Regions from separate parts of the Homo sapiens genome. Here all the other regions are linked to region 1. Evidence: chromatin loops called from intact Hi-C (ENCODE). Cell type or tissue: heart left ventricle. All regions are shown on one strand. Links, peaks and the distances in the headings refer to the core of each region. The heading gives the core; the rest is flanking DNA.

What was found. Peaks named below come from ENCODE experiments on the same cell type or tissue, not always from the same donor. Only the 100,000 strongest peaks of a DNase experiment are listed, where the experiment ranks them.
Region 2: it touches region 1 in a loop (2.4-fold over the local background); 3 of 110 quality-filtered maps call a loop at or near these places.
Region 3: it touches region 1 in a loop (4-fold over the local background); 71 of 110 quality-filtered maps call a loop at or near these places.

Annotation. Positions count from the first base shown.
Region 1 is chr19:28,860,500-28,868,882 of GRCh38, forward strand. No RefSeq gene overlaps it. Among named protein-coding and RNA genes, the nearest start is that of LINC00906, 100 kb to the right of the region's middle. In heart left ventricle, for the core only: no CTCF peak of the experiment used is centred there; a DNase peak (open chromatin) is centred at 4,322; H3K27ac peaks cover 542 bases.
Region 2 is chr19:28,789,038-28,797,420 of GRCh38, forward strand. It overlaps the pseudogene MAN1A2P1. Among named protein-coding and RNA genes, the nearest start is that of LINC00906, 170 kb to the right of the region's middle. In heart left ventricle, for the core only: no CTCF peak of the experiment used is centred there; no DNase peak of the experiment used is centred there; H3K4me3 peaks cover 1,279 bases; H3K27me3 peaks cover 1,992 bases.
Region 3 is chr19:28,732,846-28,741,228 of GRCh38, forward strand. No RefSeq gene overlaps it. Among named protein-coding and RNA genes, the nearest start is that of ERVE-5, 130 kb to the left of the region's middle. In heart left ventricle, for the core only: CTCF peaks have their summits at 4,363 (motif pointing right) and 4,562; no DNase peak of the experiment used is centred there; H3K4me3 peaks cover 234 bases.

The DNA.
Region 1 (8,383 bases), core at 237-8,236:
CCCTCATAATCCTAATCTTGTGGGCTTTTATTTTTTTAAAGGTGGCTTCGTTTTAAGAAAGGTTATTATCATCCTTGTTTTAAACTATCAACTACATTCTTTCCATGGTTAGCCTGGCCTATGCCCAGGAATGAGCGAGGACAGGCTGCAGATGAGAAGCAAGATGGAGTCAGCCATACTGTTTCTCTGATGGTCATATTCTTTGCAGAGGTGGTTACAGGAACTGGGGTTCAGGAACAGTTCAAGGAGGGGACATTTTAGCTGAGAATGAGGCAGCCATGAGAAGGGGGTGCAGGGGAGAGTGAGCCAGGGAGAGGGAAAAAGAATTGAAACTTCCTGGAACAGGGGAGGAACAGTATGGCTGAGGCCTGGGGGCAGGGTGAAAGTAACCAGGAAGTAAGGTCAGGAGGGTGGGCAGGGGTCAGCCTGGCAGGACCTTGTGTCCCTGGGGAGGAGCTTAGCTTGCTGGTGCCAAATGACCAGGCTGGACATCTTTTTTGTGTCCTTTGCATGATCTGTCCTTGAGAGATGACCAGAAAGGTGTGACCAAGTACCTGGATAGTTTCAAGTGCTGTAAGTTAACAGGTGAGGACAGATCAGAGCGTAGGCTACCCCTTCAAGCTGGCAACATTCCCTTGACTAAAGCTTTCAGCGGAGACCTATGATTTCCACAGTCAGAAGACACGCTAGACGAAGGGCGTCCATCCAGTCTCAGCCCAGAGTGTATAGCCTCCTCGCAAGGCTCTCACTCCAGGTCACACTCTCCAGACTCATATCCTAGCCTGAATTTTTTTTTTCCGTTGCTTCAACTCAGAAGTAGCGACTGCATCTTGCTGGCTCCTATGCCAGGTGTGCAGCAAACACTAAATCAGGAGGTGCAGACTCACATGCTGTGTGGGACCAGGTGAGTGGCATGGACGAGCAGGACCTGAGCATCTGGGAGGAAGACCCTGGCAGCAGGAGGAAGCTTGCCGACAACTCGGACATGTCAACCCAGCACTGGCAAAACTTCTGACTTCTCATAGAAGCTGGAAATCCATGTGATTACATAAGTTCCTTGGATTCGTAAATATTGATAATTAGTTCACATTCTTAACACTGTGTGTGTTGAATATGTCTATTTGCCAAATAGTAAGAAGAACAAACATAGTAGTAAGAAAGTGCCAGGCGTTCTTGGAAGCATTTCCACATATAGCAACCTAAATAACCCTGACAACTCTCCGAGGAGGCACCAAGAGTGCCTGGCACTTTTTAATAACTCTGTTTTCATGTTACTCTGCTGTTACTTAGGGCATAACATTTTCACTAGACTTTCTGGAGAATATAGTCAATTATGAATGCTCCAACGCTCTGCATCACTATCTAGACAAACTGAATGCCATTTCACATGTGCACTAGTCTGCATGGAGAAGTACTAAAATTTTAAGCTTGGACTTGTGTTCCTAATTTCCTATTTCTAGTGCATTAAGAGATGATGGGCATTTTAATTTTCCAAAAGCAATGCTAGTATTCAGCGGCAACATGCTACGTCTACCACACAGTACAGTGAATAGCAGAACTACAAAGGTGGGAGGTGTAAGTGAATTCCTATTGGACCTTCCCAATAAGTTGTCTTTTTTGTGCCCTGGGCACTTCTCTTGCCTCACCTTAGCATCTCCTCTTCTGTAGGAAACAACCCTGCAAGGTAGAAATGATTATGCTCATTTGCTGATGAGAGGATGAGCTTTGGAGAGTGGCTTAGCTCACCCAAAGACACAAAATTAGGTTCCCAGTCCTATGACCCTATCCACTGTACAACCCTTTTGAGATGTCTTTTTAGACGTTTGCAATTTTGGCAACCAACTGACCCTACCACCCACACCTCAGACTCATGACTCAGCTGGTCCTGTGGCCCCACCCAGAGGTGAACTCAGTGCATGAGGATTGTTTTTCACACCCCTATGATTTCATTTTCAACCAATCAACATTCCTCCTTCCCTCCTCTGCTCATCGAACTAGTCTTGAAAAACTCTAACCTCCACAAGCCTTCAGGGAGACTGATTTAAGTGATAACTCTCTCTTCCATGTGGCTGGCCTCATGTCTATTAAGCTGTTTTTACTGCAACACCATGGTCTTGGTGAATGGTTTCGTCAGTGCACTGGGCAGGAAAAACTTTTCAAGAAGTTGTCAAACTTAAATAGTAGCAAATGAGTGAATAAGGAAATTCCCTGCTGTCATACACATAACCTCCATAACATGTGACCTAGGACACATTTTCTAGATGGGGAAACTGAAGTACAGAGAGATTAAGGAATTTGCCTCAGCCATTCAGTGAGGCAGTGAGATCCTGGGATTTGAGGAAGCTATGTAGCTCTAGAAGCCTGCTCTTTGGGGCTAAACTGTCTGCAGGTTCAGTGTGGACAGCCTCTGCCTAGAGTGCATGGCACCCGTGTGGCAGGAAATCAGCCAAAAAACCAGAGCTGCATGAGCCTGGGCCAGAAGCCTCATGAGTGGAGAGGGGCCTTGGACACTCAGGTCTTCTCAGGGCCCAGAAAGACAGGTACATCACACAGGCTTCCCTGCCAGAGTCTGAACTCCTCAAAGCAAACACCTACTTTCTACAATTGCCAGGGCAGTGCCCCATTCACGTGGCATCTGTGCTGTTTCGGCAAGGCAACATGAGGCCATCATGAGCTCCATCATGCACCTGCAGAATGACCTTGGGTTGTACAGTGGTTAGGGACGTAGGGCTGGGAGGCTAACTCCAGGCTCTGCGACCTTTGTGTCCTTGGATAAACTAAGCCACTCTCCAAAGCTCATTTCCTCATTAGTAAATGAGTATAATCATATCTACCTTGCAGGGATGTTTTCTGGAAGGGGAGATGCTAAGGTGAGGCAAGAGAGGTGCCTGGGGCACAAAAACTGACAGTAGCCAGCCCTGCACTTGCAGGAGCCTAAGAGTGAGGGTCTCCTTACATTTCACACCCAGGGCAGCACTCTTGCCTTACCTCAGCAGGCCCTGAAAGTGGTGGATGATGCAGGTGGAGGGTACTTGGCATGGTGCATGGCGCACAATGGGAACCTGCAAAGGGCATTCCCAACCCCCTGGGAAGCCCTGAGCCTCCTGCCTCATGAACCAGGCCAGACCGTCATCAGGCACTGTGAGTGCCTGGAGTTGATGGCAGCCATGGCTCCTTTCACAGTGCGCTGCCGGCTCTGGGGATGCTGTTTGGCTGTGTCCTTCAGCCTGAAAAATAGCTCTGAGTGATAAGCCCTCCTGCCCGATTTCTTGCAGTTGACAAACAATGCTGCCTTGAAAACAGCTAATTTCGAAAGGAGAGAATTATACAGGGATGTGTTTCCTCCCTCAGAGCATTCTGGGAAAAGCCATGGCACCACTGCTTACCTAACAGGTTGAGGCAACAGGGAATACAGGTGGGGGGCTTGGGGGAATGGCTGTGATCAGTGCTGCCAATTCCCAGCTGCCGGGCTGCACTCCACCCCAAACTGCACACCCAGTACGTGGTGCTGTGCCCCAGAGAAAGTGCCCACATAACACCACAGACACCTTTCCCCATCCATTTGGCCCATATCTCTGGAGTGTGAGCTCTGCGTCAGGCAGTGGGCTAGGCGCAGAAACAGAATGGTACGGCCCTCGTCCCTGGGCAGCTCACAGACGAGACAGGCACTTAAATCAAGGCAGCACATGATTCACTGCTATGAGGGAGAGACAGACAGGTGCGTCACACAGGCTCTCCCCTGCAAGAGTCTAAACTCCTCAAAGCAAACACCTACTCTCTACATCTGTGCATGAGTAACGAGAGCTGAGGGCACAATAGACGGCCAACAAAAATCTGTCAATTAAAAATGCAGTGAGCAACAATGCAAGGGACTCCAAATTTAGAAACCACAATGCAAACAGTCACCAGATAAAGAATCATTTATAAAAAGAACCTTTACAAGTTTCAAGTACTTGAGATGTGGTCCCTGTAAATCCCCACCACCCTCACATGGTGTTTAAAAACAAAAGAGATACTGGTGGCATCCACAGCCTTCCAGAGCCTGGAAACTGGGAAATAAAGTTGCCCTTCCTGGTGGGGAGTCAAGGCCATGGTGAGATTTAGTGAAAATTCATACAAATTGTCTTGCTGTGAGACAAGGAATTAGCCCTTCTGGGGAGAGCTGTGCCTCCTTAAGGGCTTTAAAACAAAAACAAAAAACTGGGGTCAGAATAGTGGTAGCAACCAAGACACTCTGGAGGTGACTGTGGCTCCAAAGCACGGCGGGGAGACCAGCGGGTGGGGAATGACCTTCTGGCTGGGTTGGGTCCAAGCCTGCTTATTTCCTAGGACTCCGTGCAGGTCATTCCAGCTACGAGCTTTGGGCACATTTCCAAAGCTGATATCTTTGTGGCGGCTTGGGAAAGAGGCCAGGCTCTTGGGCCTCCTCTGCCAAAACAAGGTTGTAAAATGAGTCTGCTGGTTTCATACTGGGATGAGAAGAGGAGCGTGCAGGACGTAAAAAAAAAAAACAAAAAAAAATTAAAACTCTGAAGAACGTTGAAGAATTGAGCAATTACAAACATACGAATGGATGCATTAGGAATGACAGTCATAATTATTCCCTGAATTTATACAACCTAGACCACTTTGCATTTCACACATATTATCTCATTAATTCTCATTTTAATAGTTTAAAATTGAGTTTGTGTGCATGTGAGTTTTCCTGGAAGCTTCATAACCATGGTGGGTGATTTTCACAGGACCACGGAAGCCTTTGCAGAGGTTTTATAAAGATTAGTCCTAATTCATGAAGCAAACAAACATCACAGAGGGAAAAACATTAACCTACTGCTCCCTGTCCCCAGAAATCCATGTTGCCCCTCGGGGTTCCCGCAGGCTCTGCTTGGACTTGCCTTCCCCAAGACCCCAACTCCCATGCCAGGGCTGTGCATCTGCTTCTCACATCCTCAGGAACCCCAGCAAGACCCACGCCTTGTCATTTATTTCTGAGCCTCTGTGGCCTAGTCCAATGCTCGTTAAATCTACACATTAATAGGTAATAAGTGAGTGAACACAAATGTGATGAATGCTGTGGTGAGTGAACACTAATGTAATGAATGCTGTGGTATAAGTGAGTGGACACTAACATTGTGAATGCTGTGGTGTAACAAGAAATCTACTTGTGATCTTTTTCCAGTTCTTGTCTTAGAGCTCCTAAGACCCTTGAAAATTTCTGAGTGATAGGTGCATCTTTTCTTTTTCATAATCAGCCCCTTTCCATGACACCTGAATTTATGCTAATGAAGGACTTCTAGGGCCCCTAGATCTTCTCAGGATGGGGCTGGTCCCCAGATAGGCCAAATGAGTTGAACTCTCAGCCCCTTGAAGACCTCTGGGAAGGAGTAGGGGGCAGGCTGGAAACTAGGCTCTGTAAAAACTCTTCAGCAACAAGATTTGATGAACTTCTGGGTTGCTGAACCCTTGGAGGTGCTGAGAGGGGGGCACACCCAGAAAGGGCATGGAGGCTCCACCCCAAACCTTACCTTGTGACTCTCCTCCTCTGGCTGTCCATCTGTGTCCATGATGACATCCTTTATAATAAAATGGTAAACATGCTTCCGTGAGTTCTGTGAGCCATCCTAGCAAATTAAGCAAACCCAAGGGAGTGGTGGGAATCCCAACTTACAGCTGATGGGTCAGACGCATAGATGGCAACTTACTACTTGTAATTGGTATCTGAAGTGGGGGCAGCCTTCTGAGACTGAGCCCTTAGACTGTGGGATCTGAGTCTAACTCCAGGTAGAAGGAGTCAGCATAGAATTAAAATACAGGACACCCAGTTGGTGTCTGCTGGAGAATTGCTCGGTGTGTGGGAGGACACCCATGCATCTGGCCACCGAAGTGGTCTGCATTGAGTGTGAGAGTAGAGGAAAAGAGAACTTTGATTTTTCCTTGACAAATGCCCTTGCCATATTTTCTTCGTTAGGCAGTTTTTTTTACCTTTGAGGTGCTTAAGCCACACAGTCTCAGCTAGAATGTCTCCTGAGAGGACTAACCTTGTGTCACGCTTTCCCGTCTGGCTCTTTCTGCATTTGATAAAGTGACTGACGGATGCTAGGTGCTCAATAAACATCTGTTAAGTTAACTCTGACTTTCTCGTGGTTGGAACAGCTATCATCAGAGCACACCAAGAGACAGGTTTAGGAGCCTCCATCCTCTTGTATACGTAAGAGGATCTGAGTGGAGGTTCCCCAGAAGCAGATCTGGAGATGAAGATTTGAGGGCAAGTAGTTTATTTAGATGAAATTAGGAAGAAAAGGGAAAACCACCAGTCAGGTGCAGCTATGGAGCCAGCCACCACCATGGGCGGGTGGAGCTGAATCCCGTGGGGAACTCTGGGAGGGCACACAGAGTTTTCCCAGTTGACGGGCCAGCGAGCTGGGGTATTTCTCCACTGGCCCCTGTAGGTCATTTTTAGGCTACTCCTAAGGGTGCTGATTCTCAATCACTTCAAACCTGGTAGCATCCTAACAGCCAGAGAAAGGCTTCAGGCCAAAGAACGCAGGTCCTGGCTGTTGGAAGTCAGAGCAGAGAGCACCGGAATGAGGAGTCCTGTGGGAAGACGGGAGGACTCTGGTGGCATCTGCTACAACCACCCTTTAACTAGGACCCACGTGGTGCATGGGGCCCAGACCTTGACTGTGAGTCCAGGACTCCACCTCTGGGTAAGAGCTCTCAGGATTTTGCCTCTCTCTTTCCTGCCCCAGGACAAGCAGGGGACTCCTCATCTCTCTCTGGCTCCAGAGCTTCATGGCAGGAGTAAAAACTGTCTGCCAGGGCCCTGTGGTAGAAAGGGGAATACCAGCTCAGGATACAGGGGTCCTGCTTATGCCTTAGTCCTGCCTCTAATGAGCTGTATGGCTGGATCAATGGCTCACCCTCCCTGGGTAGAGACTGAAGGCAGTTGGTCTGGTTCATAAGAGCCCTTCCTTTTTGCCCTGGTCCTGGGCAGCAGACTGTATGGTTCCCCTCTCTGGATGGCCGTCTTTCTCCATAGATATTCTGTATTATCATTATTATTAATGAGGCAAGGTCTTGCTCTGTTGCTCAGGCTGGAGTGCAGTGGTGTGATCACTTGAGGTCAGGAGTTTGAGACCAGCCTGGCCAACATGGCAAAACCCCGTCTGTACTAAAAATGCAAAAATTAGCCAGGCATGGTGGCACATGCCTGTAGTCCCAGCTACTCGGGAGGCTGAGGCAGGAGAATGGCTTCATCCCAGGGGGCGGAGGTTGCAGTGAGCCAAGATTATGCCACTGCACTCCAGCCTGGGCAATAAAGTAAGACTCCGTTCAAAAGCAAATTACCCAGTCTCAGTTATTTCTTTATAGCAACAGGAGAACAAACTAATACCTTTAGGTTTTAAGATAAGCTGAAAATAAAATAACTCAAGTGGGATTCAAGGTGGTCTTTGGAAACTAAAGACAGAAATACCACTCGACCCAGCAATCCCGCCACTGGGTATATACCCAAAGGGAAATGATTCATTTTATCAAAAAGACACATGCATTCATGTGTTCACTGAAGCACTGTTCACAATAACAAAGACATGGAATCAATCTATGGTAAACTGGATAAAGACAGTGTGGGACATATATGCCGTGAAATACTATGCAGCCATAAAAAAGAATGAGATTATGTCCTCTGCTGTAACATGGATGGAGATGGATGCCATTATCCTAAGCGAATTAACACAGAAACAGAAAACCAAATATCACATATTTTCACTTATAAGTGGGAGCTAAACATTGGGCCCACATGGTCATAAAGATGAGAGCAACAGACACTGGGAACTACTAGATGGGGCAGGAAGAGAGGGGGCTGAAAAATCATCCACTGGGTACTATGCTCACTATGTGGGTGATGGGATCATTTGTGGCGCAAACCTCAGCATCGTGTAGTATACCCATGTAACAAACCTGCACCTGCGCCCCTTAATCTAAAATAAAAGTTGAAATTCTTTTTCTTAAATTAAAAATTAAATAAAATGGTCTTTGGCATTTGGGGCCTATTATATTAGTTTTTAATAATTTTTTTTTGTATCCCTAGTTTCTTAAACCAAAAAATAGAGATCTATGTGCTGGTTGCCAAAATACTGTTAAACACAAGGATAAACCAATTTAAAGGAACATTTAACCACTTAAAGCCAGAAACCGTCCTAGATTAAAACAGCAGGAGGAAGGGAAATCTGATCTGCATACTTAAGTGAGGGGCCTTGACCTGCCCTTTCTAAAGCACCACTTCCCCCTGTCCCCACCACACCTCACTCTCAGGGACTTTTTCCTACAATTATTTGGTGGCCTCCTCTCTCTTCATGAAATGCTCCCTCCCTTAATATCTCAG
Region 2 (8,383 bases), core at 219-8,218, 71 kb before region 1:
AAATAAGCCTTCAGAATTCCAAGTTGGATTTCTTGTATGAACTTTTTTGTCTCATTAAACTTTGTTTAATGAGACAAAATCTTTAAATTCAGAGTAAATATCATACTAGTTATACTGTTTCCAATTTTATTAATGTCAATGGACGATGTCTAAATTAAACAATAAAAAGTCCCTTCAGTTTATGTGACAGAAAATGCGTGAGCATTAGATATTTATCTTACACCATAGTTACTGATAATTTTTTTTGCCAAAATATAAAGAATTAGTAATTTCTTTAAAAAGAAATAACAATGCAAAACCTACTGATGGTAAGAGAAAATCCCTGAGATACTTACTTCAACACTTTTATCACTGAAAACGATTTTGAAGCTATTCTAATTATTTTGATTTCTATAAAGATCAATAGAAAAAATTTTAAAAACATAAAATATTTGTGAATGGCACACTCACCTGATAAGATAATAAAGGATATCATCCCAGATAGAATATTTAAGAAAGTTGCACTGTGTTTTGTTTTTGCTTTAATGAGTTGTAAAAGTAATTTAGCTTATCAAGACAAATTCAGAGCTACATAATAGTATCGTGAATTTTGCCAAGTCACATAAATAAAGTTGTGAGTTGGATGACTCTCCTAACGTTATTATGAGATTTAAGTGGATAAAACTTGCTCGGTAGATTTATTAGTTCAGAAAAATAATCTCCTACCAGCAAAACCAAGAATTTCTTTTAGAACAGGTTTCAAGGCAACAAACTGTGGCATTTTTCCGCACTTTTTGTCATGCTACCACCACTGACTGAACCACCTGAATTAAGTCTCAAACTCAGGCTTATAGGTAGTGGTTATGACAAATAGCAGTTTTAATGATTTCATATGAAGACAAAGACTTAAAGAGTATTTTTTGTGAGATCATGCCCCTAGAAGAAACTAAACTTAACCATGAAATTTAAATGAAATAGATTTTATTTAAACCGATTAAACAGGATTTGAAATGGTTGCCAGTCTGGTCATCCAATAGGGAACTTGAAAATTCAGACATGGATTGGCACTTCTGTTTGTTTTTTGAGTCTTCTTGTCACTGATGCAGTTATACTATATTTTTTCTTTATCTTAGTTCATTACATTACTAAAATGGAGAAAAATGAGACAATGTGGAATATTTGACAGTTGCTCCACTGTAGGAATATATAATAGGTTCCAAAGGCCATTCTTAACTCCTGCAATGTGCTCTATATTCTTGGCTTTCTCTTAGGAAGTCTAGCCTCCAGACTTCAGAGCTCTACAAACCATATATATGTGTGTGTGTGTGTGTGTGTGTGTGTGTGTGTGTGTGTGTGTGTGTGTGTGTGTATAAATATATGTAACTCTCTCTAAATATAAAACTCTCTATATAACTCTCTATATACATAGAGTTATATAGAGTTTTATATAGTTATATATATATATATATACATATATTTAAAATATATATGGTTTGTAGAGTACTTGGTGGTGTAAAAGTAATTGCGATCTTTGCTGTAACACACATCATTCTTATATGACCACTATCATGTTGACTTAGAGGTCTAGGTTTTCAGACTACATTCTATAGTGGTCCACGTAAAACAAAACAGGTGAGACTGGTCCTGGTCCTCGGAACTGCTTTTATCCAACAGCAGAATTACCTGAAAGTGTGGTGTTGGCTAAATGTAACACAGGCAGAGGGTGAGCCTCTGTATTAAACACCTAGTAGTCTAAAGGTAAAAGGTCACCACTGGAGAACAGCACATACAAATATTTTAAGTGTTTCAGCAAGAAAGACACCCTGCTCTACATCACCATGTGTAGGAGTAGAGAAATGTACATCTTTGACTCCAGAAAATCCACCACTGACTCAGCAATACTTTTCAATGGCCAGTGCTGTTCCCTGCCCCACTGCCTGTATTTTGGATTGTGAGAGAATCACCGTAGGTACCAACGGTTTCAATTACTTCTGGACACAGGATATAATACTTTTCAGCCTGACAGCCACAACCTCCACTGCACCATCAAACTTGACTGACTCAGGACCTAGCTTTAATGCAGTCTGTCATATGACTCATGACATGTATATGCAATTTCCACCCCAGCTCTAAATAATGACAGACTTATCTGTTCTGGAACCATCTTCTCCTAGTGCAAACATTACCCCAGCAAAGCAGGCCAGATGCCCCATCTTGTTTTCCAAGTGCCCACTGATCCATTCTTTACTAAAGATTAAGACATCCATGGGAGTTCTTGTTTTTTTGCAGCCTCAAGAGCATCACCACACATCTTTCTCCATTCATGGTCTGTTTTATCTGACATCAAACGTGCTCTCAGTAAGTAGTCATAAAAACTGTCTCCCGATCACCAAATGATGTGTGATACCGACCCCAGCACCCTGTTCTTGGGTTTAATTTGGATAAAGACCGTTTGGACAATCCATTTTCTGAAGCAGTTTCCGCATGTACATGACCTTGTTGTAGTAAACCAGGTCTTCTGTCAAGTAGCTGAGGTGGATGAACTCCATGTGCAGTGTACCAGATTCAGCCAGAATGCTGCTACATGCAGGCCCCTAGCTTCAGCTGCACCCTACTCCACTCTGCAAATGTACCATTGTCCAGGGAATCCCAGTACATGTGTGAAAGGCAGGAAGGAATTTCTTAGCCAGTTGCACAGCTTTAATCTTGAATATCTCCTTTCCTGAAAGGTGATATGCTGCAAGTAGGCCTTCAATAAACTGAATGTTGACGTCAAACACAAACATCTCTGAATTCACACTGACCTCAAGGTTGTCTTTAAACAATCTTTGCACATCTAGGAATTCAGCATGAAGTCCCAAGATATAAAGGGTATCCAAAGCATCTACAACGGTAGCACCCATTTGTGAATTTTCAAATGTTAGTGGCACATCCTTTCCTTTTAATAGGTCTGAGTTCATTATGCCCCCAACTGTATGTCCTATAATTATCCTAGGCATGTTTCATGCTTTAATTTTTTTCCCTTTTCTTTTTTATGTTGTCTTCCAGGTCTCCACCATTCATGCCTACAAAGTTTGGAATAAGGACTGGTGGCAGTGGCTTGTTCTCTGTCTTCATTTCTTGGACCCTATTTTTCTCTATCTGAATTTCTGCTTGGATTTCCTTGCTTGACTTTTCTTTTCTTTCCTTTTTTTGAGATGTGGTCTCACTCTGTCACCCTGGCTGAGTGTTGCAGTGCCATCAGGGCTCACTGCAGCCTCCACCTCCCAGGCTCAAGCAATCCTCCCACCTTAGACCCCAGAATAGCTGGGATTACAAAAGGGCACTACCAGGCCTGGCTGGTTGTTGATTTTTTGTGGAGACAAGGTCTCATCATGTTGCCCAGGCTGGTCTCAAACTCCTAGATGAAAGCCATCCTCCTGACTTGGCCTCCCAAAGTGTTGGGATTACAGGTGTGAGCCACAGCACCCAGGCTGCTTGACTTTCTCAATTTTTCTTTTGTCTCTTCCAGGGACTTGTCATGATTAGCTCGAACTTTATTTCTCAGAGGTTCTTCTTCTTCTTCTCTGTGTGTATGTTAATTGGGTGCATAGATCAGGAAGACTTCAGGGTTTTTAGCCCCTTTGCCAGCTACTACATGAGGAATTAACACATCGTCTAAACCCAGATCAAAGCGTTTGTGTTTTGAGAAGCCTAGAAGAAAAAAGAATGCCCCCAAACACAGGGTGATGAAGGCATTAAAAATAAGTGTCTTCTCAGAAAGTCTCAAGGTAGTGCTGTGATGTGGGGAGGGCGGCCCCAGGTTCAGAGGTGGGATCCCACGTCTGGAGAGGGCAGCAGGGCTGGGGTAGTCATCGTTTATGCTCTTGAAGCTTACAGCAAATGCACGATACATTGAACTGTCTTCAAAATCTTGGCAAAAATGGGAAAACTCAATTTTGCTCCACTTGAAGGACTGCTGCGCTTCTTCACAGGCACCTCTTTGACGCTCCTCCAATTCCATTCAGAAACGTGAGTGACCCCCCCCCCACCCCCTTAAACGATCACAAGCTTATGTCCTGCGAGATCTCGTTTGCCCTTTGACTTTCAGGGCCCTATCGGGTTATCAGAAGACTCTTCATTCCTAGGGGTAGATCAGAGAAGTCACACTGCAAAGGAGCTGCCCCTTGGGGAGGTGCTCAAGGGTGGTCTTCTGCCCCAAAAGGGAGTCTGGCTAACTCTGAGAATTGCAGAAGGTTCACCATCTCTGGTCCTTCCATTCCAGAATCTCTTAACCTTAGTGGTGGAAAAAATAAGGGTCTCCACCGAAATCTCAAAACAGGGAGGAAGGTTTCCGGCCTCCCGGAGGCCAAGGCAGAGGCGCTGGGGGAAGGAGCAAGAAGGGACCAGCCGCCCGCGCTTCCCGACGCTGCCAGGCAGGCTCCCGGGACGGGCAGAGCTCCGAGGCTGCCTCCGGGCAGTCACGTCCAACGTACCTGAGCCCGGCCAGCCGCTGTCGCTGTCGCCGCCGCACTCGCCTGTCCGGACGCACCTTCCTCCTCCTCCGCGGCCCCCGAGAAGCTGGGCGCGCAGGCAAGGGAGGCGCGGCGGCCCCTGCGGCTGGTCAGTTCACCAGGTGCCTGCTCCCGAGCGAGTTGCCACCGACCCCGCCGCGCCCGGCCGAGCCCCGCGCTCCGCAGCGTGGGAAGGAGCCGAGCAGAGACCCTTGCTCCGAGAGCCCGGGGTCGGCGCCTGCTCATTCCTCGCGCAGCCGTGGGGCAGCGGGTGGCCCCGGGCGCGCGCGAGCAGCCTCTTCTCTGGCACGCAGAGGCCGGCTCCGTGTCCTCGGCCAGCCGCCGTGGGGGCCTCCTCCGCGCTGCCTCGCGTGGTGCCCGGCTCGGCCTAGATGCGGCTGCTGAGAGATGGCGCCCACGCGCGGGGCTGCGGCCCAGCCTCTGCCTCCCCAGTACTGGTGGGCGCCGAACAGCTGCGGGGCGACACGCGCTGGGCGCACGCACGTAGGAGCCGGAGGGTGGGGCAGATGGGGCGCTTCCGGAACCCTCCCCGACTCGCGAGTGGGCGGCGCCGGCGGCGGAGCGTGGGGCGCGCTCCCTGGAGTCCACAGTTAAGTGACACAATCCTGGGTTTACCTTTCTCTGTCGGGATCATTTTTCTTAGCATGACGACCTCCAGGTCAGACACAAGGTCACAGGTGGCGGTTTCTGCCTTCCTCTGGCTGAATATATTTCATTAAATATATATTCCGCATTTTCTGTATCCAGTCATCCCTCTGTGGACTGATAGGTTGTTTCTGTGTCTTGGCTAGTTTAAATAATGGCGTAATAAACATAAAGTGCAGATTATCTCTTTAAGATACCGATTTCCTTTCCTTCAGACACATACTCAGAAGTGAGTTGTATTTTTAACTTTTTGAGGAACCTCTGTATGTTAGTTCATATGTCTGCACCAGTTTACATTCCCACCAACAGTGTACAAGGACTTCCCTTTCTCTACATGCTCTGCAACAGTTGTTCTCTCTTGTGAGGTGTTGGTGACTATTTTTAGTAATAGCCATTGTAACAGAAGTGAGATGGTATCTCATTGTGGTTTTGATTTGAATTTCCCTGATAGTGATGTCAAGCATCTTTGTGTATTTATACCTGTTACTGATTTTTTAATTTTCTTGAAAAAAATGCCTATTCGGAAGATATACCTGTTTTTATTTGGGTGTTTTTTGTTTGTTTGTTTGTTTGCTATTAGGTTGAGTACCATATATATTTTGAATACTAACCTCTCATTAGATTATGGTTTGTAAATATTTCTCCTATTCTGTGGGTTACCTTTTCATCTTGTTGATTGCGTCCTTTGCTGTGCAGAAGCTTTTTAGTTTGATATCATACCATTTGTCTATTTTTTATTTTTTTGCCCGTGCTTTGTGGTATATACAAAAAATCTTTGCCAAGACAAATGTCAAGGAGCCTTTCCCTGTTTTCTTCTAGGAGTTTTACAGTTTCAGATCCTACACTTAAACCTTTAATCCATTTCAAATTGATTTTTGTATATGGCGTAAAATAAACAGTCTAATTTCTTTTTCTTCCTCCTACCTTCCTTTTTTTTCCTTTTATTTCTTCTTCTCTTTTTTTATTCTTGCATGTGAATATCCAGTTTTCCAAACATCGTTTATTGAAGAGACTATCCTTTTTCCATTGTGTCTCCTAGGCAACTTTGTCTAAAATAAATTGACCTTAAATGTGTGGGTTTATTTATGGGCTCTTTATTCTGTTCGATTGATTGCTATGTCTTTTCTTATGTCAGTATCATGCTGGTTTGATAAATATAGCTTAATAATATAATCTAAAAACAGGAAGAGTGTTGCTTCCAACTTTGTTCTCTCTCAAGAGTGCTTTGGCTGTTTAGAGCTTTTTGTGTTTCCACACATATTTTAGAATTATTTTTATTTATTCAAAAAAAGGTCATTGGAATTTTGATAGGAATTATATTGAATTTGTATGTTGCTGTAGGTAGTATGGCAATTTTAACAATATTAATCATGAATGTGATACATATTTTATTTTTGTCTTCAGTATGTTTCATCAATATTTTATAGTGTTGAGTGTCTAGATCCTTCAAACCCTTGGTTAAATATCTTCCTAAGTGTTTTTTTTTAAATACTATTTAAATTGGATAGTTTTCTTGACTGCTTTTCAGGTAGGTCATTATGATGTAAAGAAGTGCAACTGATTTTTGTGTTGATGTTGTACCTAAAACTACTGAATTTATTCATTAGTTCTAACATTTTTTTGGGGAATTTGTTTTCTATGTATAGGATCTTGCTATTTGCAGGGATAATTTTACTGCTTGTCCTCTGATATGGATGTCTTTTGTTTCTTTCTTTTTTTTTTTCTCTTGCCTAATTGCTCTCGTTACTACTTCCAGTACCATGCTGAAAAGAAGTGGTGACAGCGGGCATTCTTGTCTTGTTCCTGACCTTAGAGGAAAAGTTTTAGTTTTCCCTGATTATTATGTTAACTGTGAGTTTCTCATAGATGGCCTCTACTATATTGAGGAAATTTTCTTCTATTTCTAATTTGCCAGGAGTGTTAGATTTTTTCAAATGTTTTTTTCTGTGTCTATTGAGATAACCATGTGGTTTTTATCTTTCATTCTTTTAATGTGCTGTATCATTTGACTGATTTGTCTATGCTGAAATTTTTGCTATAGGAAATGGAAAGCTATCAAAAGATTTTCATAAAGGATATTTTGGATAAGTCCCCTCAGACCACTGCTAGGCAATGGGTTCTCAAAAACTAAATATGGAGAAAAGAAAGTTTGAGATGTTGCTGTAGGAATGATGTTGGCTTGTAGGAGAGCCTATGGGTTGGGAGAGAAAGGGATGGATTTAAAAATTATTGGAATGGTAACCTAGCCTCAAGGAGAGGGGGATTCTCCGTGCTCCTTTCTTTTCTCATGTCTTTGATTTTTGCCACCTTGAAAGTTAATGTGATTGGTTAGATTTCAGGACAGAATAAAGGAATTATTTCTAGAGATTAATATTTTAAAGTATTCCAATTACACCGGAGTCAGGTTTTCCCCTCTCCTCCTCCTCCTCTCTCTCTTCCTTTTTTCCTTTTTCTCTTTGTTTCATTGTTTTTATTCCTTTTCTCTATGCATTAACACCACCAAAGAGGCTTGGAGAGTTAGTCTTGTTCTCACCCTCACACTCTGTGTCTTACAATTTTTTCCCTATGGCACTGTTGGAGGTGCAGACATGAGGTCGATTATATTCAAGAATCATGCTTGGGGAAGGGAGGAGAAACAAGATAAAGGGGCTTTGACTCAGGACTCCTTCAGTCCACTATCACAAGAAAAAGGAGATTTCCAAAGTATTCAGACCAGATCTCTAGTTTATTCAAACCTGAGTCAAAGCCTCATCTAATAATAAAGTTACTTTTCTCTGTCTCTTTTTTTTTACCTTTTTGTACCTACAGCTCCTTTAAATTAATTTTATAGAGAAATAATTGGTTTAAAAATAATTGGTTTGAAAAATAATTCAGATATTTTTGTGTCCTTTGAAACAATATTACCTTAAGAACACCTAAACATTCTTTGCAGCATTGAATTAAATAATGCATGCCTTATTCATAACATGTTATAAAACAGCCATTTAAATAAGATTTATATGCATTAAATTGTAAAAGGGCCCAGCAGATATTGTCATTTGACTAAAAATTGTAAAGTTAAAGAAATATAAACATTATAAAAGTCCACAAACCTTCACACCAAACTTTGAATGGTCAATAATATTCACTTAGGGGTGAATCCATCACTGGAAACAGTGATGGATTGTGACAAAGATCATTTTATATTTCACTTTATGGAATTCTTTTGTTTAAGTTATTTTGAGATATTGAAAAAATATTTCATA
Region 3 (8,383 bases), core at 149-8,148, 130 kb before region 1:
CTGTTTCCCAAAGTGGCCAAACATTCCTACCAACAGTGGATAAATGTTCTCTCTCTTTTTTTTTTTTTGCAACCATGTAGGCTGCTTTGGGAAGTATGGCTATTTTAATGATATCCACTTTTCCAATCCATGAGTATGGAATGTTTTCCATTTGTTTGTGTCATTTATGCTTTCTTTCAGCAATGTTTTGTAATTCTCCTTGCAGAGCTCTTTCACCTTCTTGGTTAGATATATTACTAGGTATTTTTTTGTGTGTGGCTATTGTAAATAAGATTTCAGTCTTTACTTGGTAATCGGCTTGAACATTATTAGTGTAGAGATATGTTACTGATGTTTGTATGTTGATTTTGTGTCCTGAAACTTTACTGAAGTCATTTATTGGGTCTAGAGTCTTTGGGCTTTTGGTGGAGTCTTTGGGCTTTTTTAGGTGCAGGATTATATAATCAGTAAAGAGAGAAAACATGACTACTTCTTTTCCTATTTTAATGCCTTTTACTTCTTGCTCTTTCCTTATTGCTCTGGCTAGGACATCCAGTACTGTGTTGAATAAAAGTGGTGAAACTGAATATCCTTGTTGTGTTCCAGTTCCTAGGGGAAATGGCCCAGCTTTTGGCCATTCAATATGATGTTGGCTGTTGCTTTATCATAGATGGCTCTTATTATTTTGATGCACGTTCCTTTTATGACTAGTTATTTGAGGGTTTTTATCATGAACAAATGCTGGATTTTATCGAATGCTTTTTCTGCATCTATTAGATAATTCTATAGTTTTTGTTTTTAATTCTGTTTATAAGTTGAATCACATTTATTAATTTGCATACATTAAACTAACTTTGCATTCCAGAAGTAAAGCCCATCTGATCATGTGTGAACTAAGTTTCTGATGTGCTGCTAAATTTAGTTTGCTAGTATTCTGTTGGGGACTTTTGAATGTATGTTCATCAGGGATATTGGCCTGTAATTTTATTTTTCGGTTGTGTCTTTGCCAGATTTTGATATCAGGATGATACTGGTTTCATGGAATGTTTTAGGAAAGAATCCCTCCTCTTCAATTTTGTTTGAATAGTTTCAGTGGGATTGGTACTAGCTGTTTTTTATGTGTCTGGTAGAATTCAGCTGTAGTCCAGGGCTTTTTTTGGTGAGTAGTTGTTTTTGTTTGTTTGTTGTTCTTGTTTGTTTGGTAGTGAGTTTATTTCCATGTTTAGAACTTCATTAAGCATCTCTTGTAGGCCTGGTCTGGTGGTGATAGATTCCCTCAGCTATTGTTTTTCTGGGAAAGACTTTACTTCTGCTTTATGAAGCTTAGTTTGTCAGCATATAAAATTCTTGGCTGGCATTTCTTTTCTTTAAGGATGCTAAATATGGGCCTCAATCTATTCTGGCTTGCAAGGTTTTTGCTGAGAAGTCTGCTGTTCATCTGCTGGGTTTCCCCTCATAGTTAACATGACCCTTTTCTTTAGCTGACTTTAAGATTTTTTTCTTTCACACTGACCTTGGATAGTCTGACTACGCGCCTTGGGGATAGGTGTCTTTTATAGTTATCTTGCAGGAGTTCTCTGGATTTCTTATATCTGCAGGTTGACCTCTACAGAAAAGTTGGGGAAACTTCCCTGAATTATATTCTCAAATATATTCTCCAAGCTGCTTACTTTCTCTTCTTCTCTCTCAAGAGTGCCAATATGTCTTAGATTTTTATTGCTTTACATAATCTCATGTTTCTCAAAAGCTTTGTTCATTAAACATTTTTTGTCTTTATTTTTGTTGGGGTTGATTCAAAGAACCAATCTTTGAACTCTGAGATTCTTTCATCTGCTTGGTCTATCCTGTTGCTAAGGTTTTCAGTGTATTTTGAAGTTCCTGTAGTGAATTTTTAAAATTTTCAATTCCAAAAGTTCTGTTTATTTCATAACATAATTATGTTGTCTTTCAAATCCTGAATCACTTTTCTGTTTCCTTTGTGTTGGATTTCAACTTTCTCTTAGATCTTGTTGAGTTTCTTTGCCACTCACACTCTGAATTATATTTCTGTCATTTCAGACATTTCTTTTTGGTTAGAATCCACTTCTTGGGAGCTAGTAAGATACTTTGGAGGTGACAAAACACTCTGGCTTTTTGTATTACTGGAGTTATTGTGCTGATTTCTTCTCATCTGAGAAAGTTGACACTTTATTTTTCAAATGTGCTACCATTTGGATGGGGCATTTTGATTTCTTATTGTTTTTTCCTTTGAGAATTTGACTGTGGTTTATGTTGTGTATGATCAATTGGCTTTATGTCTGAGAGCTATCAGAGGGCCTGGGTTCCTTGGTTGCAGACAGATTCATATGGTGGCTTTCTAGGAAACTGCTTGGTGTAGCAATGTGTTTTCATTTGGTGCTATAATTCAGACTGCAGTCAAGTCGATGGCACTTCAGGGCAAGAGCCAGCAGGAGGGTCTCACTTTGCCTGTGCTCACCCTCAGCAGGGGTGGAGGCAATAGAGACATACGAGAGCACCCTCCCCCAGCACTGCTGTTCTTCAGCAGAAGTAGAGGCCCTTGAGAAGCTCGAGAAGTGCCTCTTTCAGCCCACGCTTCCCGGGACCCAACAGGAAGATCTATGGCTGCATCCACAGCAAGGCACTGAGGAGAAACAGGGGCAATTAGACGACCTCCTCTCCAAGTTTGTTTGTAGGCTTTGGTGTTACCCCCTCCAGTGGTTGGCACTGCGCTTCCATTTCCTTTGACCCAAGGGAAGCTTTGACAGGCTGTGTTCTTACTTCCCTTAAAGGCTGTCCTCACCAAGGGTTAGGTCTCCAGCGCAGGTGTGCGGGGCAGGTAAGGGGGAGGGTGCCTCCCTTCCACTCCTCAAAGTTGGTGGGTCACACTTTGCCAGCTGATCAAGGGAGCAAACTGGGGCACCCAGCAAGGATACACACTGACTGGTTCCAGATCATAAAGCTGTCCTTGGCTGCAAGTCCTCCTGCTAAGGAGAAACCTCTTCTTCAGCACTTCTCCTGCGGCAGCCCCCTGTAACAAGAGAGTCTAATTTAACTGCCTGCTCCTGGAGTGGTATCCACACTCACCACTCAATTCTGGCTGTGGGGGCCCTTCCCCTGCTCCAGGGCAAATGGTCTACTCTCTGGCCTGAGACTAAAATGTCTGCAGAAGACATTATTGCCAGGTTGCCACACAATGACTGCCTTGGTATGAGCCCAGATTAAAAATAGTATCATCCTCTCGGTCCCAAGTCTGGGAAAATGCCAGCAGCTTTTCCCAGTGTCTTCCCTCCCTCCATCTCTCAGCCTCCCCCAAGCTAGCTCCGGGGCTTGAGAAAAAAGGGGTGCTCTGTCTTGGCCTGGGTTGCACAGACCCCTAGCAGAAGGATGAGACACAGAGGGAGACAGGCTGCCACCCTTGCAGACAAGGGCTTTACTCACTGGTCAGCCAAATGCTGTCATGGAAGCTGCTTGTGCGTCTTTCCCTCCCCAGAGTCTGGTGTGTCCTTCACTAGTCTGGTGAATTCCTGTCTTCCTTCTTGAGTGAAAATTCACAGAGTTGATCTTTAAGCACTATTTTTCTATTTCCCTGTGGCTGTGGCATGCGGAAAGCCTCTCATCTGCCATCTTCATCATTACCGGATTCTCTAATTTACTGCTTGTTTTCCCTTCCTTCCTTCCTTCCTTTGCATTCTCTTTTCATCACCAACATGGTCTCTAACCCCTAGTGGACCTTTCAGATAGTGGTTTGCCTATGGTTCTTTTTATATATAACAATACAATGTCATTAGCCGAATAACTTGGGTTTAGAGTCTAGCAGCCAGGGCTGGGGCCATGCTGGCTGCTTCTGCCCAGATGCTTCCAGGAAGCAGATTCAACATTGACATCATTACCCGAGTCAGGGTCAGTGAAGGCTGATTGTATTGGTGACCCTCTTCCGCCTGCAAATATCTCAACAGCTTCCCTAAGAACAGGAACAGCCTTTCGGGTGGTAACTAACAGCGTGGCTAAGGGCTTTGATTCCCTAGGAGACAAGTACTACTGTAAGTCATTATTGGACATTCATGTGAATCAATTTCAGAGAGCAAATATGGACCAGACAGACAGCACATATTCTGAACAGCAGAGAAAGGGAAAGAGGGCCCCTGATTGTAGGAGGGGTCCCATTGGGGTAAGGCTTGTCTCTCTATCTGCAGCTGTATAGAGCTCCACATGGGCCCAGGGTGGGCCTGAGCACCTTCCATAAGAAAGAAAGGTAGCCCACAACTCCCATCGGCTTCAGGGAGAGAAGAGATACTAGCTCACTGCTACTGATTTGAGTATCTAGGGCTTCCCATAATGAAAACGAAACCAAAGAAAAGCCAGGCCCAAATCTTGGCATGTATTTTCCACTAGAGGGCAGCTTAAACTTTCAAAATAAAATAAATCTTGCACACTTTGTAAAGTACTATATATAAAATTTGTATGTACACATCATGTAAAACTAATGTTCATATTCTAGTCTTTGCAAGCCTGTACAAGCAGGTCAAGTGTTCAATTCCATATGTCTGAATGTATGTATCCTAGGAAACTAGTCTAGGATACAACTGAAAAATTCTGAAGAAAGTTAAGAAGAGAAGTGCCAATGCCCAGTGATCTGCCCTCTCAGTCCAAGTCCTGCCCTGCACGACCCAGTGTTTATGTTTTTATCAGGCCTATGGAGAGAACACAGGTCAGTGTGTCTGCTTCTAGCTATGATGAGGAACTGAAGTTAAATTTACCTTCCCACTATAAGGAACTAGAAAACCAGACAAAATATATGAAACAACAGTTTTTAAACAATGATCACGGCAGGGCTGTGATCCCTAAGAGAAGACAAACAAAAGTTGTGAGTACTGTAATCCCCCTGGCTTTCTGCCTGCAGGCGCCTCTGGACTGCAGAACTGGAAGGGGGAGTTTCAACAGAGCACAGCATCTCACCGAGTTAGGGAAAGAGAGATCAGTTTGGAGAGACAGTAGTGGCTGGAATTTTTAAAAAGAAGAACCAAGAGAAAGAGCTGATTTCAAAAAGAGCTTGAGAAATGTTTAGAAGGTTGCCACTCTAGTCTGATTCTGAATACTGAGCCACATGTTACTAGGGTGAAACTGCATGGGCTGAGCCAAGAGTTAAACGATGACCACAACTCACACAGGGATGGGAGACATGGAGTTCAGACAAGCCAGAGCGGTGACCCCTCAAAGACAACTATCTAAAGTATATAAAGCACTCACAGAACTCTGAAAACAACAAACAATGAAAGACAAATAGGCAAAAAACATAAATAGACATTTCACTGAAGAGGATATAAGGATGCCAAATAAGTACATGAAAAATGTTCAACTTCATTAACATAAGGGAAATGACAAATGAAACCTGATGGCTCACGCCTGTAATCCCAGCACTTTGGGAGGCTGAGGCTGCTGAATCACCTGAGGTCAGGAGTACAAGACCAGCCTGGCCAACAAGGGGGAAACCCCATCTCTAATAAAAATACGAAAAAATTAGCCGCGCATTGTGGTGCACGCCTGTAATCCCAGCTACTCAGGAGGCTCAGGCAGGAGAATCACTTGAACCCGGGAGGCGGAGGTTGCAGTGAGCGGAGATCGCACCACTGCACTCCAGCCTTGATGACACAGCGAGATTCTATCTCAAACAAATAAATAACTAAAACCATAATGAGGTATTACTACACACATATCAGAATGATTAGAATAAAAATTAGCAGAAGTAGCATAATGCTGCGATACAGAGAAACTGGATTACTCAAACATTGCTGGTGAAATGTAAAATGGTACAAACACTCTGGAAAATAGTTTGGTGCTTTCTAAAAAAAATGAAACATGTAAGTACCATAAGACACATAACTGTATTCCTGGGCATTTATCCCTGAGAAATGAAAATTGTGTTTATACAATCACCTGTACACTAATGTTTATAGCAACATTAGTCATAATAGCCCTAAACTGGAAACAACCCAGACGTCCTTCAATAGGTGAACTGTCAGACAAATTGTGATGCCTTCAAGCCATGTGTATAAATTAGACTTCTCCAGAGAAAGAGAATTAATATAAGATTATGTTGGTGGGACTGTAAACTAGTTCAACCATTGTGGAAGTCAGTGTGGCGATTCCTCAGGGATCTAGAACTAGAAACACCATTTGACCCAGCCATCCCTTTACTGGGTATATACCCAAAGGACTATAAATCATGCTGCTATAAAGACACATGCACACGTATGTTTATTGCGGCACTATTCACAATAGCAAAGACTTGGAACCAACCCAAATGTCCAACAATGATAGACTGGATTAAGAAAATGTGGCACATATACACCATGGAATACTATGCAGCCATAAAACATGATGAGTTCATGTCCTTCGTAGGGACATAGATGAAATTGGAAATCATCACTCTCAGTAAACTATCGCAAGAACAAAAACTGAACACCACATATTCTCACTCATAGGTGGGAATTGAACAATGAGAACACATGGACACAGGAAGGGGAACATCACACTCTGGGGACTGTTGTGGGGTGGGGGGAGGTGGGAGGGATAGCTTTAGGAGATATACCTAATGCTAAATGACGAGTTAATGGGTGCAGCACAACAGCATGGCACATGTATACATATGTAACTAACCTGCACATTGTGCACATGTACCCTAAAACTTAAAGTATAATAATAATAAAATTTTAAAAAAAGATTATATATAGAGGGGGTGGGGGGAGAGAGAGAGAGAGAAGGGGGAAATTTTTAGAAATTGGCTCACACAATTGTAGGAGCTGGCATTTTTAAACTTTGTAGACCAAACAGGCAGACTGAAAACTCAGGTAGGAGTGGATGCTGAAGTCTTGAGGCAAAATTTCTTTTTCTTTGGAAAACTAGTCTTTTCTATTAAGGCCTTCAACTATTTATATGAGGCCCATGACATTATTGAGAGTAATATCTTTTACTTAAAATCAACTCATTATAGATGTTAACCATGTCTACAAAATACCTTCACAGCAACACCTATATTAGTGTTTAATTAAATAACTGGGTACTATGGCTTAATCATATTGACACTTAAAACTGACCATCACACCATATTCAGCAATTAAGAAGAGCAAACTATTGCTATACATAAGAAACTGGGCGACTCTCCAGTGAATTTTGCTGAGCAAAAAAGCCATTTCTAAAAGGTTACATACTGTATAATTCCATTTATATAACATTTTTGAAATGACAAAATTTTAGAAATAGAAGAGTAATTAGTGGTAGCCAGAGTGGGAGGAAGAGGTGGGAGTAGATAAGAAGAAAAAGAAGGAGGGTGTGTTTATGAAATTACAACATAAGGGATCCTCGTGATACTGGAACTGACCAGTATCTGAACTGTGGTGTTGAAGACATGAACTTATACAGATTCTAAAATAATATAATACTTAATCCACACACACAATGAGCACAGCAAAATTAGGGAAATTGGATTAAGGTCAGTAGATTATATCAATGTCAATATCCTGGTATAATAGATACTATATTATACTATATTATAGTGTATAATGAGCATAATTTTCATTTCTCAGGGATAAATGCCCAGGAGAACAGTTGTGGGTCACATGGTAGTTACAGGTTTTATTTGTTAAGAAAGTGACAAACTACTTTTCAGTGTAGTTGTACCATTTTACACTTCCAGCAGCAATGTTGGAGTGATCCAGTTTCTCTGTATCCTTGGCAGCATAACACTATGCCACAACATAGTATCTGCTATACTGTATTATAGTATATTATATATATACTATAGTATAGTATATATTAATGTATACTATATTATACTATAGTTTTCAAATGTTACAACTGGAGGAAACAATGCAAAGTGAGCGGAAATCTCTATTATTTTTTAACATCAACTTTATTCTTATAATTTACATAAATAAAATGCAGTCACTTTAAGTGTACACTTTAAAAGTTTCAACAAACATATACAATTGTACAATCATCACCACAACAAAGATATAAAATATTTTCATCATCCCAAAAGAGTCCCTTGTGTCACTTCCCAGTCAACCGCCTTCTCCTAAAACCCCTGTTTCCAGCCCCTGGTAAACATTGATCTGCTATCATTATAAATTTGTCTTTACTAGGTTTCATATATGTAGAATCATGGAGTGTGCATACTGTATAATTCCAACTACATGTCATTCTGGAAAAGGCAAAACTATGGAGACAGTAAAAAGATCAGTGGTTGCTGAGAGTTACGGGCAGAGAGTGGGATGAATAGGCAGAGTAGAGAGGATTTTTAGAGTAGTGAAATTTTTTGTATGATGCTATAATACTGGATACATATAATTACAGTATACCTTTGTCAAAACCTATAGAATGTACAACATCAAGACCGAACCCTAAT